Linked DNA regions of Homo sapiens: region 2 is linked to region 1. A link is a loop called in an ENCODE intact Hi-C map of the cell type or tissue named here. Cell type or tissue: PC-3. All regions are shown on one strand. Each heading gives the region's core, and the rest is flanking DNA. Links, peaks and the distances in the headings are about the cores only. Region 1 has its middle 110 kb from the start of LINC02622. Region 2 has its middle 7.5 kb from the start of LINC02622.

Region 1 (2,907 bases), core at 206-2,705:
TCAGAACTTTCTGACTCTCAGGCCTTAAGGGGCCCATGGGGTTGGGCAGGTAGAGTCCTGAGGGCTGGGGTGGGAGGTCTTGCTCCTGCTGGAGGAGCCATGGTGCACCGGTCAGACTGGGCAGAGGTTACCATACCCCGGGCAGGACAAGAGCTCATGGGAGGAGAATCCCCTCTGGGACATAGACACTCTGGGTTCTGGGATGCTCCCTGAGATCAGCCTGTACAGCTTTGAACTGCCTCTGCCATTGCCTCAGTTTCCCCATCTCACCCAGACCTCGGGCACTTTAAAGATGCAAAAAAGATCCAATAGGTTCAGATTTCAGCTCTGCTACATGTCAGCTTGGACACATCATTCGGTCTCTCGGAGCCTCCCTCTCCCCAGCTATGAATAATGGGGGCTAAATGAGAGGCACTGGAGAGCCAGAAACAGCATGCAGCCTCATTCACAGTGCTGCCCTTTCTTGTATGTCCTGGTCCCCCAAAGTCTGCCTGCTGCCATCATGCCTTGTGCCCTCCCCTTCTCCCCTGGGGCAGGGTGGAGGGGGCTGAGACCACGGGTGAATTGGACCCCTCTTGGGCCAATCTGGGCCAGGCATATATCAAATGGAACCATATTTCCATCCTTGCAACAAGCCTGTCAGGCAGAGAGCATAACCCATTTTACAGAGGAGGAAACTGAGGCCCAGAGTTTCACTTACTTGGCTGATGAAGAGGAATGGTGCAGCCAGGCAGGACTGGCGTGAAGGTGGCCATGAGGAGTTAACTCTGCCTTATTCTATGTCTTCTGCCACCTGCCAAGTTTTTCTCAGGCTTTGGTGACATCAGCGCCCTGGGTACATGTGCTGGGCAGGGGATCACAGCTGCGTGGTCTGGGACCCTGGTGCAGGGAACCACACAGTACCTCCAAAGCATCTCACCCTTCACTGGCATTTCAGAACAGCCAGAGACCCCAAGTTTCAATCCTAAGGAATGAGCCATTCACCCCAGCACACACAGTGCTGGAGGAACATGCCACCCTCCACTTCCAGAAGCCCATAAATTGTACCTGTCCCCCATGTGGGGAGGATAAGGTGTCTGGGGAGATGAAGGGCCTGTCCCACTGTCCATCTAGATGGCTGGGCCAGGCCAGGCAATTTTGCTGATGTCACCTCTCTGGAGATATTAAATATTGATAATACAATAAATTTTCCATGGACCTTCTATGACTCATGTCTTGGTGTGTGCCGAAAGGAAGACAAGTAGGCCGGGGTGGTTCCATTTAGGCTGATGGGCATCCATTTCCCTGGCACTCTGGGAATCACAGCCTTCTTGTGCCAAAGGGGCTTAGGGAGGTCATCTTGTCCAGCCCCCTGCTGCAGGCCCTAGCCTGCCTGAGATGAGCATTCTCCATGGCAGGGGATATCATCTGGTTTGCTCATCACAATTATCAATCACCCTTTCTCTTAGGAAGCTCTTCTTCAAATCCGACTGTGGTTCACATTAAGCAGGAGTCTGCCAGGCAGGCCCCGTATCTTGACAACCACATGACCAAAGAACCTCATTCCTAGGGAGTAGAACACCTGGCTGGGCTCAGAGGTCTCACTTTGACCCATTTCCAATTGTGTGACCTTGTAAGTTACAATGTCGCTGAACTTCAATGCCCTCATCTATAAAACGGGACGGTAATCTTTCCAGACCACTTCGTACGACTGTTGGGAGCAGGGCTTCAGTTTCCCACAGGCACAGCTTGGTGAGTGCAGGGGGGACTACAGGGCTAGTTGTCCTCCGCAGTAAATAACTTGATCAAATGAGACAATAAATGTTGAAGGGCTTTGCAAATGTAAATTGCTTTGTAAACACAGTGTGTGTAAATGTTAGGGAAAATTATATGCTTTGAAAATTCGGAGCAGCGAACTTCCTTAGAAGCGGGGAAGGTTCTTAAATTTTCTTGTATCCCCAGTCCTGGAGGCCTGTGTATGAGTTTGTCGGGAGGGGCAGGGGAGCCCCCCAGAGCTGGACTGGCTGTGTTCCTCCCCTCCCACTCCTCCTCCTTCGGGCTTCAAGCCAGGGTCAGGCTCCGGCTCCTGATTACAAAGGCCCAGGAGTGGGGAGCTTATCAGTTACGTGGAATCAATAGGCATTTTCTTTATATTTTCCAATTAAAAGAGCCAACAGAGAAAAGAGAAAAACTCAAGTGCCCAGCAGCTGTCAATAGCTGTTGAGCAAGGGGAAGTGCAGGGTCAGTGGGCCAGGCCATTTGTCAATGCCAAGCTCTGCTCGCCTGGCCTGCTCTCACAGCGTTGGATGTACCCAGAAGAGGAACTGGGAGGCAGTGCATCTTCCTGTGGCTTCTCAGACTTTTGGCCTTGGCAACTCTGTCTCCTGGGCCTTCATTTGTCAGGAAATGTGCAGAATTGAACTGAGGCTGTAGTGAGGCACTCCTGCGGTCAGTGACAGGCTGTCGGTACGGCCATCCACTGCTAGGATCACACGGCTTCAGAGAGACCTGCAGGTGGGGCTGGGGACCCTGCAGTGTCTCTCTGAACCTTTTCATTTTGGGGAAAATGCTCACCCATCCTTCTCAGAACCAGTGAGAAAACACAAGAGAGAATGGGCTGAGGCAGCAAGCAGGATGTGGGGCAGATATGAACAGGCATCTGGACACAGAGATGGGTCATCAGAAGCCCGACCTGCCTACTCACATGAGACTTCTGCTCCCCGAGGTACCCAGGCTGCAGAGCTCTCTTCGGCCCTGGGGTCTGTGAGTGGCAGGGAGACGGCCCCTTCTTGAGGTGACTGGTGTGGCTGCCCCTCCCAGATCCTGTCACCAGGCCCATGACTCTCCCCAGCTGCTGGGAGCTTTAGCTCATGCCTCCCCTAACCCTCTGTACTGGGCAGAAGGAAGCCAGCTCATCTGGAAATGCTC
Region 2 (2,907 bases), core at 243-2,742, 110 kb before region 1:
AAAATCCCAGGGACTGACCGAGTTAACAAGCCAAGGAGATGGCAATGCAGGCAGATGGGGCCTGGGTGGCAGGGCTGGACCCGGGCTCAGAGGCACAGGCACTGGGGTCTGGCCTTTGGGATGCTTGGAATCCAGCCCCGTGCTGGTCCCAGCCCTGTGCCACCCCCTCTGCAGGCTCCACTCCCACTAAATCCTGCCGGAAAACGTAAAACCTTAACAGTCCTTCATCTTCCTGCCTCCCCTGAGCCCTCAATTCCCCCCAGTCCTCGTGGCAGCAGCCCAACCCCCTCAGTCCCTGCCTTGGATACAGCACGTTGAGATTCTCAAGACTCTGTTTTTGTCTTGTGTTAGATCAACATAACAGGAGCGGTGGCAGCAAGGGCGATAAAATAATAAGACTGCTCATGTGTCAGGCTCCGTTTCCTAGCCATGATCTCAGTCTACCCAAGGACTGTAGGAAGGGAGTACTTTGATCATTACACCCATTTTCAGCAAAGGAGACTGAGCGATGACTTTCTCTCCCCCGCAAAACATGGCCACAGCAGATGCCGCTTTGGCTTAATAACCGGTGCAGGAGAGCTTGAAGGCAAGAGGCTTATAGCTGAGAGGAAAGAGCAGACATTTGGAGTCCAGTCTTGGCATTGAACCCTCAACTGCTCTGAGCCTTAGTTTCCTTGCCTGCACAATGGGCCAATGAGCGCTCCCCCTTCATGTAGCTTTTGCGAGGTTCGTGAGATGGTGTGTGGAAAGCCCCAGGCTCAATGCTGGCACAGAGCAGGCGGGGACAAAAGGCACCAGTGAGGAGGAGAGTGGAACACAGAAGGCGAGACAATGATTCTCTTTCTCTGGAAGACAAGCCAAAAAACAGTTCCCGGTCCTGCTTTTCCAGCCCCAGAGGGAAGAGAGACCCAAGGCACCAGGTGCTAAACCAGGAGTCCTGGAGGTTGGGCTGTGTGGCCTCAGGCCAGATCATCTCCCTGAGCCCCAATTTCTTCCTTAATGAAACAGGACAGGCTGAGCCTCACTGTCCACCTTTTTAGGGCATCCCAGTGTCTCGAACAATGTCAGATAGGAAAGCTCTCTGAGAAGTTCCCGGCATTGCTCACATGGGAGGGCGACTGGCTTTTCCAGCACTACTAATAATTTACTCTGTTCTACCTCTCAAGTGGTGAAAAGGAAACTTCTGTAAGAGGATGCTTCCAGCCTGAAATGATTCATCCCCTCTGTGAGATTCCTGTGGCTTCCTGCCACGCCATTTCACCTGCCTCCTGAGCTGCCGGGCCTCGCTGGTCTTGGGTTGGCCTTTGCTATTTGAGACCCTGGGGTCCAGTGCATTGGCTCCTGGAGGTCACAGTGCTACCAGCTTGTTGGGTGGCTGCTCCCACCGCAGCGCCTCCTTTCTCAAATGGCTGGGATTGTCTGCGGGATCCAGCGTGATGGTGTACAGACATGGTGGCTGGTGCACAGCTCACAGGAGGTGCATGAGCCATGTCAGGCTGCTCTTTCTTAACTCCTCGGCCCAGTGCCTTCCCCTCCTTCCACATCAGCTTCCTCCAGACACGGTGGCTGGCGTGCAGCTCACAGGAGGTGCATGAGACATGTCAGGCTGCTCTTTCTTAACTCCTCGGCCCAGTGCCTTCCCCTCCTTCCACATCAGCTTCTTCATCTATAGAATAAGGAGTTTGGAACTTGAACGACGGCAAAGTGTGAGGCCATACTTTGGGCTGCCCCACATTCTCTAAGGCCGATGGCAGCCATCACTCATCAGCCTGAAGCAGCTGCAGAATCCTTAACCCAGGACCCAGAGAACCTCAACCCAACGGTTCATGGAGGGCTGGAACTTCTAAGCCATGGATTTCTAGCATCCGAAACAGTTTTGAGGTGGGATGTTCAAAGATTCCATGTGGGGGAGAGGATCTCAAGCTTGCTGGAAGGAGGAAGAAGAGTGGGAGGAGGAAAATGGTAATTCCCCATGTGTATAAGCCTTGTGGTTTACAGAGCATCCTCACCTTGAGGGTGCCCTGTGATACAGGAGGACCTGCCTGACAGGGAGGTGAGAGATGGGGCTGAGAGGCCCAGGCCTTGGGCTCTGCACCCTGTGACCCTTCCCCAACTCATGGCTCCAGACGGGCTCCAATACCTGTCATGGCCACCATCCTTTACTGAGGGCCTACTGTGTGCTCGGCCCAGAGCCAGGCATGCACATCTATGATCTCACGACTCCTCACAGCCACCTGCAACCCCGTCTTACAGACAGGCAGGCAGAGGCTGAATTGCCGTGACTTGGTCATCAAAGGCTGCACAGCTAGATGGGAGCTGAGTGGGTGAGCTCCCATCTGTTTCTGCTGGATTTGCCCAGGCCATTATCCAGGTCCCCGACATCAAATGAATTCTATAATTTGTAAACGCAGCCGAGTGGCTTTTACAGAGGAATGTCGGGAAGTGATAAAAAAAATACTTCTGATAGATTTATGGAGCAGCTGAATGCCAGCATCTTGCCTCTCTCCTGCTAGCTTCAGGAGCCACGTGAGGCCGGAGCAGAGGCCTGAGCAGGCTTTTGTGGCTGAGAGCCAGGCCTTTCATCGGCTTTTACAAGACAGGTTTACAGCATGGAGGAGATGGTGGCACAGGGTGGGAGGAGGGAGCCGCCTCCATCTGGGGCTCAGACAGAGTAGATGACAGATCAGCCCCTGAAGCCTAGGGGGTCAACAGCCCTTGCCCTCCCCCAGGGTTCTATACCCTCCCTGCCAATGCCTGGGGCCTCAAGGGCTGAGGGCATCTTGGGGTGGGGCTAGGAACCTTGGTCCTGACACATGGTGTGACCTGGGACCCTCAGTTTTCTTCTCTGGGCCTCAGTTTCCCCATCTCTAATGCAAGGGGCTTGAACTAGTGCAGTGGTCCTCAACT

The links. Hi-C counts contacts between places; a loop is a spot of excess contacts. Peaks named below come from ENCODE experiments on the same cell type or tissue, not always from the same donor. Only the 100,000 strongest peaks of a DNase experiment are listed, where the experiment ranks them.
Region 2: it touches region 1 in a loop (2.4-fold over the local background); 3 of 110 quality-filtered maps call a loop at or near these places.

What each region holds. Positions count from the first base shown.
Region 1 is chr10:71,043,372-71,046,278 of GRCh38, forward strand. No RefSeq gene overlaps it. Among named protein-coding and RNA genes, the nearest start is that of LINC02622, 110 kb to the left of the region's middle. In PC-3, for the core only: no CTCF peak of the experiment used is centred there; no DNase peak of the experiment used is centred there.
Region 2 is chr10:70,930,101-70,933,007 of GRCh38, forward strand. No RefSeq gene overlaps it. Among named protein-coding and RNA genes, the nearest start is that of LINC02622, 7.5 kb to the right of the region's middle. In PC-3, for the core only: no CTCF peak of the experiment used is centred there; a DNase peak (open chromatin) is centred at 1,191; H3K27ac peaks cover 576 bases.